2 separate regions of the Homo sapiens genome follow, and region 1 is linked to region 2. A link is a contact called in ENCODE Hi-C or POLR2A ChIA-PET data. All regions are on one chromosome and are shown on one strand. The core of a region is the stretch at or near the end of the contact, and the rest is flanking DNA. Distances in the headings are between cores, read along the strand shown.

Region 1 (3,918 bases), core at 35-2,534, 1.7 Mb before region 2:
GCGGGTCGGGGAGGCGCAGCACGACCCAATGGACCAGCTGCTGGGAACAAGATCTGTCAATTTAAGCTGGTTCTGCTGGGGGAGTCTGCGGTAGGCAAATCCAGCCTCGTCCTCCGCTTTGTCAAGGGACAGTTTCACGAGTACCAGGAGAGCACAATTGGAGGTGAGTGGGCATGAGGGAGTCGGGGAGGGGCCTGAAGGTTGCCAAAGAAATGCTTTGACCTTGAGGAGATGGGAAGCTGCCTGCCTGCATTAGGGACTAAATGCGTCTGTGGTGGCAGCCCCACTTCCTCACCTGGGCCCTGGAATTGAGCCCAGCAACTGGTCTCCATGCCAGAGTCCCCTCAAGCATCGCTAGTAAGCATTTGCTGGGAGTGGAAAGCTAGCTTCCCATCCTGTTTCTGCCCCTTCTTGATCTGTGTGGCCTTGGCTGAGGCCCTTTCACTGCCCTGGCCTCATGGAGGGAGAGCTGACTCTGGATCTTTGAGGCCCCTTCTTACTATAATGGGTGGTCCATGTGCCCTGGCCTTTCCCACTTCCAGAAGAAGGAACAGCCTGGTGAGTCGGAGCTGGGTGATAGGTGGGTGTTTCTGAAGCTGACTTTACCCTTTCTGGAGCTCACAGCCTGTTGTTGATTTTCCAGTGGTCAGCATTTAGGATGTGAGTGAGGGTCTGGCCTCGGCCTCTTGCCTCCGTGGCTAACACACACATCAAGAGGCAGGGGCCAACGCTGGCCTTGGCCTTGAGTCATCCTTTCTCTACTCTCTTGGTAGGAGGTTTCTAGGCAGCTGGAAACAAAATGGGCCATGTCAGCAGTCTCCCTGCTGCCTCCTCAGCATTTGGGTCAGGAGCTGGAGAGGGGAAGTGAGGCAGTGCCCCATGTCCCTCAGTGAGCTGGGGGAGGGCAGACCAGGAAAGCAGCCTTCTACACATGGCTGTCCTGGGTTCTCTGCTGGGTCCAGGGGCAAAGGGGCCTTTTGCTGTCTGTCCCAGCTCTGGACTCCTCCTTTGAAGCATGTGTACAGGCACCCTGCATTCCCCTAAGGAGTCACCTCTTAGTGACTGAAGGTCAGGTCACAGGGTGGCCATACAGGAACAGGTCTGGGTCAGAGCTAGGGGCGGTGGCTAGCTGGAGTGCCTGGAGGTGGTAGGGGTGGTTGGGAAGCCGGCCACCCAGCCTCAGCCTGGTGGTGGAACAGTGTGTACTTCCCCAGCATAGCTAAGTGTGTGAGAATGTCCTTAGGAAACCCAAGGTCAGTGACACCCCTGGGCTGGAGCAAACTGAGGGGTGGAGCGGTCCCTAGCTGCTGGTCTGTTCTCTGAGTGGCGGAGGAGGAGGTCTGAGGGCGCTCACCCTTCTGTGCTTGGAGTAGGCTTCCCCTAGGCTTTCCCTCTCTTGCCCCTGCTGTGTTGCTCTTCAGAGAGTGGTCCTGAGATGGCTCAGTGCATGCAGGAGTCCCTTCTCCTGCCGTTGCCTGGGCTGGGTCTGCAAAGCCTGTGCAGACCCCGTCCCCCAGACACATACATAAAAATCCAAACTCCACCCCCCACTCAGGCCTGCTTTGGCTCCTGGCTTGAGGGTTCTCTGTGCCCATCTCAGTGGTGGGCTTCTGAGTGCCAGAGCCTAGAAGCAACAGTGGGATTGTGTGGGGTGGATTCCAACTCGCTCTTGCCCATGGACGCTCCTTCTCTCTTACAGCGGCCTTCCTCACACAGACTGTCTGCCTGGATGACACAACAGTCAAGTTTGAGATCTGGGACACAGCTGGACAGGAGCGGTATCACAGCCTGGCCCCCATGTACTATCGGGGGGCCCAGGCTGCCATCGTGGTCTATGACATCACCAACACAGTAAAGATTTCCCCTTGCTTCTTCCTTTGCCCTTCATCTTCTCAAAGTCCCAGGGATTGGGTTATCAGAGCCCTGATTTCAGGCCGCTTAACCCTCTGTTCCTGGGTGGGGGGTGGGCAGATTTCCTGTTTGGGGACATTGCATCAGAATCTTTAGGTGGCAATGTCTTAGATAATTTGGCTGTGCCAGCTTGAGAGTCTCTAATGGGTGGCCCTGGGCAGAATGCCTTCTCTGTCCCTTCGACATTCTGTCCCTGTCTCCTCAGGATACATTTGCACGGGCCAAGAACTGGGTGAAGGAGCTACAGAGGCAGGCCAGCCCCAACATCGTCATTGCACTCGCGGGTAACAAGGCAGACCTGGCCAGCAAGAGAGCCGTGGAATTCCAGGTGGGGAGATGACAGACTTGGGGGAAGGAGTGGAGTAAGCAGCTCCCCCCGGCCTCGCCTGGGATGCTCAGGGGCTTTGGGAAGGGCCATGCTAGGAGGCAACAGGGAAGCTTCCATCTGCTGTCCTCTCGTGCCTCAGGCATGGGCCTAACATGGCTCCTGTCTGTAATCCCAGTGCCTTGGGAGGCTGGAGTGGGAGGATCACTTGAGGCCAGGAGTTCGAGACCAGCCTAGGCGACACAGTAAGACTCTGTCTCTGCAAAAGATTTAAAAATTAGCTGGGCTTGGTGGCACGCACCTGTAGTCTCAGCTGCTCAGGAGGCTGAGGCACGAGGATTGTTTGAGCCCAGGAGTTTAAGATTGCAGTGATTGCAACACTGCACTCCAGCCTGAGCAAGAGTGAGGCCCCATCTCTTTAAAAAAAAAAAAAAAACAGCCAGGTGTGGTGGCACACACCTGTAATCCCAATACTCTGCAGGCTGAGGCGGGAGATCACTTGAGCTTAGGAGTTCGAGACCAGCATGGGCAATGTGGCGAAACCCCATGTCTAAAAAAATACAAAAGTTAGCTGGGCATGGTGGTGTGCTACTCAGGAGGCCGAGGTGGGGAGGATCATTAGAGGCCAGGAGATTGAGGCTGCAGTGAGCAGTGATCGTGCCACTGCACTCCAGCCTGGGCAACACAGTGAGATCCTGTCTCAAAAAAAAAAAAAAGAAAAGAATAAAAAAAGCATGGGCCTAAAAGGAATTGCCCGTCACCTGTCTCTCCCTGGTTCTCTTTCTTTGGTGGTAGGGGTATGTGTATATATGGATCACTAGCCTTCTACTTCTCTTTTCTTGTAAGTTGACTTTTTAATTAAACTTATTGAGAAAGAAATACTTAAGTCTCTGCTAACCCTAGAAACTCAACTTCTCTTCTTCTAATTTCCCCAGTTTCTTGTCCTTCCAGAAATATGCACGTGTTTTTTAATCCCTTTCTTTACATTGATGGCAGTGTGCTATACATACTGTATATGATAATTTTTTACCAATCCCTAATAATAGCAAAAGACTGAAAACAGTGCTGCAGTAGACATCCACATACTTTTGTGCTTTTGTGCAAACATGTAAGTGTATTTGTAGGTTAACTTTCTAGAAGTATTTCCTAGCCTAGTGATTTTGAAGAGCAAGAAGGCAGGGTGGACCTGGGGAAACCCGGGTAAGACATCTGCTAGTGATTGTGAGCTGAGAGGTGATATACATGAGCGGGGAAACCCAGATCAGGGCAGCCTTAGGCCTGAAAACTCCTGTGTGTGTCCAGCTGATCTCTATTATGATAAGGTGCTCGAATAAGGAAGGTTTGTATCCTGGGCCCTGGGCCCTGGCCCCTGCCAACATTTCCCTCTCACCTCCTCTCACCTCCATCCAAACCAGGAAGCACAAGCCTATGCAGACGACAACAGTTTGCTGTTCATGGAGACATCAGCAAAGACTGCAATGAACGTGAACGAAATCTTCATGGCAATAGGTCAGTTGCTTCTCCTCCCCTCCTCTCTCCACCACAGCAAGGGCATATCACCTGTCTGCTGGTCTAGAGTGGGCCTGCGGGGTCCCTTCACCACTCTTTTTTTTTTTTTTTTTTTTTTTTTTTGAGATGGAGTCTCGCTCTATCACCCAGGCTGGAGTTCAGTGGCACGATCT
Region 2 (3,540 bases), core at 737-3,236:
AAAAAAAACGGTGCCAGGCACAGTGGCTCACGCCTGTAATCCCAGCACTTTGGGAGGCTGAGGCAGGTGGATCACCTGAGGTCAGGAGTTCGAGACCAGCCTGGCCAACATGGCAAAACCCCGTCTCTATTAAAAATACAAAAATTAGGCAGGCATGGTGGCACACACCTGTAGTCCCAGCTATTCGGGAGGCTGAAGCGGGAGGATCACTTGAATCCTAGAGATGGAGGTTGCAGTGAGCCGAGATCATGCCACTGCACTCCAGCCTGGGTGACAGAGCAAGACTCCATCTCAAAAAAAAAAAAAAAAAGGATGAGGTTTGGCCTCCTTCTGTGTCTCACACACTTGCTTCTGCCCTTCTGCCTTCCACCATGGGAGGACCCTTGCCAGATCCCAGTGCAGTGCAATGCTCTTGGACTTTGCAGCATCCAAAACCATGTGCCAAATAAACTTTTATTGTTTATAAATTACCCAGTGTGTGGTATTCTGCTATAGCAGCAGAAAACAGACTAAGACAACTAATCTATATTTTTAGAAATCAGGATAAAGTTTACATGTGGGGAGAGGAGTGAAGGTAGCCTTATGGGGTACAGGTAATATTATTTAGTTACAACCTCACTAAGTGAACATTTATTGAGCTAGACATTTCTCATTTCTGCACTTTTCTGTATGCATGTTATACTTCCATTTTTACTGAAAAAAAAAAAAAAAGGCTTTTCCTTTTTATTTTTTTAAAGAGTGCTGACTCTCAAGTCAGCCTGCCTGGGCTGGATTCCTGGCAGCAGAAACCAGGATAAGTTAGCCTGTGCCTCAGTGTCCTCATCCTTCATATTAAATGAACATCATTATAGTGTGGCTATGATGACTAAATGAATGAATCTGCATAAAACACTGAGAATGCTGCCTGCCAAACATTAAGCGCCCAATGAGTGTTAGTTATTAGCCATGACCAGCCAAGTGAATGAGATTAAGAGCCTGGAGCCAAAAGGCCTGCACTGAATCCTGGATTTGCCATTTACTAGCTCTGTGACTTTGGCAAAGTGGCATCCTCCCTCTTATCCTCAAATGCCCTCAGTTGTAAGAGAGATAATGCCAGCCCAGCCTGATAGGGCTGTGCAGAAACCTACTGAGACAATGTGTGTAAAGCACTAAACACAGTGCCTGGCATGGAGTAAGGCTCAATGCCTGTTATTATGATCATTGATTACCATGGTAACCCTATAAACCCATTTTATAGATGGGGCTCCAGGTAGTAAAAACATGGGCTTAAGGTCACATGCAACTCAATGTCATTCAAACTCATTTTTGGGACAACAGAGCCTGTGTTGCATTCACACCCAGCCTCCAACTTGCACCTCCCGCTCCCCACCTCCAGAGGCAGCACAGCCTTGGAGACTTTTCCCCAAACCCAATCAGCACCTTTTCCTCCTGCCCAGTGGGCCCTGCTACCACAGAAGCCCTTGTCTTTCCAACTCCAGTTGTCAGATTCTGTGTGCCCAGAGGGGGTTGTGTCTTCCCTGCTGGCCCAGCTCTAGCGCTAACCTGAGAGTTCTGGTGCCCTCAGTCAGGGTGCATCCCGGGCCCCAGATCTAACCTCAGCTACGCGAAGAAAGGGTCTCAGAGAGAAGCCACAGAGCCCAGCAGGCTTTCCATGCCAGGGGCCTCTTTCACTGCAGTCTCCTTTTGTCTTTGGCCTGAGAGAGGTAAAGATGACTGGTTGATGGCTGGAGAGAACTTGACGGCAGAGGAACAGGGCTGGGTAGGCCCAGCAACAAGGCCTATTACACCTGGAACTCCTAATCCACAGAGCCTCTGTCTCCTCTCCTGAAGCCTGGATTCACTCCCTTGGTCTGCACCATTTTCAGAGACTTGATGTTTGGAGCCAGTAATCTTTGAGATCTGTGTGGGCTGTTCCTTACCCCCACCCAGTCATGATGATCTAAAGAGCAGCAGAAGCTGGGCCCCAAGCCAGGGGAAAGCCAGACAGCCTGAAATGGAAAAGAGCTTTGCTCCCAGCTTGGGATGCACAAACTGTGGGGCAGTCTGCACTGGTCCTGCAGTCCGAGCCAAGGGTTCAGATCTCAGCTCTGTCCTTATTAGCTGTGGGCTTGTCTCTTCACCACTGTGAACCTCAGTTTCCTTATCTGTAAACTGGGGATGCTATTCCCTACTTCACTCTGGCAGGCTGTTAAGGAGGATCAAATGAGGCTGTCTATTAAAATGACAGACTTGTATACCAGAAAGCAGGTTACAAATTGATGGTGTCCTTATTATGACCCTCTTGGGTCTCTTCTGATGCTAAGATTCTATGATGATTTGGAGTGAAAGGATAGAGAGAAGAGGAGGGAGTACTAGCAAGGGAAAAACCAAGAGAGGGAGGGGCTGAAAGAGGGAACAGGACAGAGAGATGGAAAGGCACAGACAGGTGAATAGATGTGATGAAATGAAAAACTTGCAGAGGTGGGAGAGATTTAGAAACAGATATGAAATCAGATATCAGAAAACAGATATGAGTAGGTGGTGGGTGGATGACAGGTGATGGCATTATTTGGGTAGAAGAGTGGTTGAAGGTCCTGTGAATTAAGGGTCTGGGGTAAAGTCTCCCTCTTCATTCATTTGTTCATTCTTCAGAGGAAAGAATGAGGTAGTAGCTGTCAAGCTAGACCAAGTCTCAGAGCCCACATCTATCCATCAGGCTTGCTCCCAGCAGCACCCAAGAGCCCTCTGAGGGCAATGGACTGGAGGATGGGTTTCTGCTGTTCCTCAAGTCAGACCCCTGGGTTCTGAGTCCAAAGTCCGAGGCAGGGGTCAGCTACCTGGAATGCTGGTCCCCTGCCCCCACTCCCCACCCTGACTTCCACTAATGAATGGGAGTTTCATTAGGCTCTTTCAGGCCACACTGACCTGTACTCCTCAGTACCTGGCTCCTACACAGGCAAACAAGTAAGCAGGCATGGGATAGGGGAGGGAGAGAAGGTGTACAGCCTGAAAAGGTGAGATGGTCAGGGAAACAGATGGATGCTGGGTAGAGGCACACAGCACTCCACCCCCTCCTACTCCTCTCTTCTTGGGCCCCACCCTATTGCCTCCCAAGGACCTTATGTGGAATGTCAGAGCTAGGGAGAAAGTGACAGGTTCATGTGACCCTATTCCCCACCACATGAGGAGGCATCACTGGCTTTCTCACCCCATCCCCCAGGTCAGCTTGCCGCCCCGTTGCAGTCATCTATGGTTACACCTCTCTTTGGGCCTTAGTTTTCCCATTTGTACAATGGGGAGGTGGGACTTAGTAATCTAAAAGCCAGCCTGATTCTAACCTCTCTTCCAAGCCTATCTCATCCTGCTCCCAACTCACCTTCTGGATGTGCCTGCCCTGCTGGGCCCCCTGAATGTCAGATAAGTGCCACCCTGGGTGAGAAATCTCTGGGCCTTTGGGATCCTCTGGGATGGCAGTGGAGGGGAGGTGGGTGAACAAAAGGAAGACTAAGGAGCTGGAGTGAGACAGAAAACCCTCTCCTCCCTGCTTCCATCTCTACTGCA

What was found. A loop is a pair of places that touch in the nucleus more often than their neighbours do. ChIA-PET counts read pairs that join two places held with the same protein, here RNA polymerase II (POLR2A).
Region 1: a loop to region 2 is called in a map of posterior vena cava, with 15 times the contacts of the local background. The contact joins two enhancer-like sites. A Hi-C loop is called at or near these places in 1 of 168 maps with a recorded cell type or tissue (posterior vena cava). POLR2A ChIA-PET finds 5 or more read pairs at or near these places in 2 of 52 experiments (HEK293 and activated CD4-positive, alpha-beta T cell).

What each region holds. Positions count from the first base shown.
Region 1 is chr17:42,126,582-42,130,499 of GRCh38, reverse strand. It overlaps RAB5C (RAB5C, member RAS oncogene family), which reads left to right. Exons shown (of 6, transcript NM_004583.4): 2 at 1-163; 3 at 1,700-1,851; 4 at 2,117-2,239; 5 at 3,652-3,745. Among named protein-coding and RNA genes, the nearest start is that of HSPB9, 5.7 kb to the right of the region's middle. Within about 2 kb of position 1,284, at least 13 of the 41 ENCODE cell types and tissues checked have a DNase peak (open chromatin) inside an H3K27ac peak, as active enhancers do.
Region 2 is chr17:40,431,682-40,435,221 of GRCh38, reverse strand. No RefSeq gene overlaps it. Among named protein-coding and RNA genes, the nearest start is that of IGFBP4, 10 kb to the left of the region's middle. Within about 2 kb of position 1,986, at least 7 of the 41 ENCODE cell types and tissues checked have a DNase peak (open chromatin) inside an H3K27ac peak, as active enhancers do.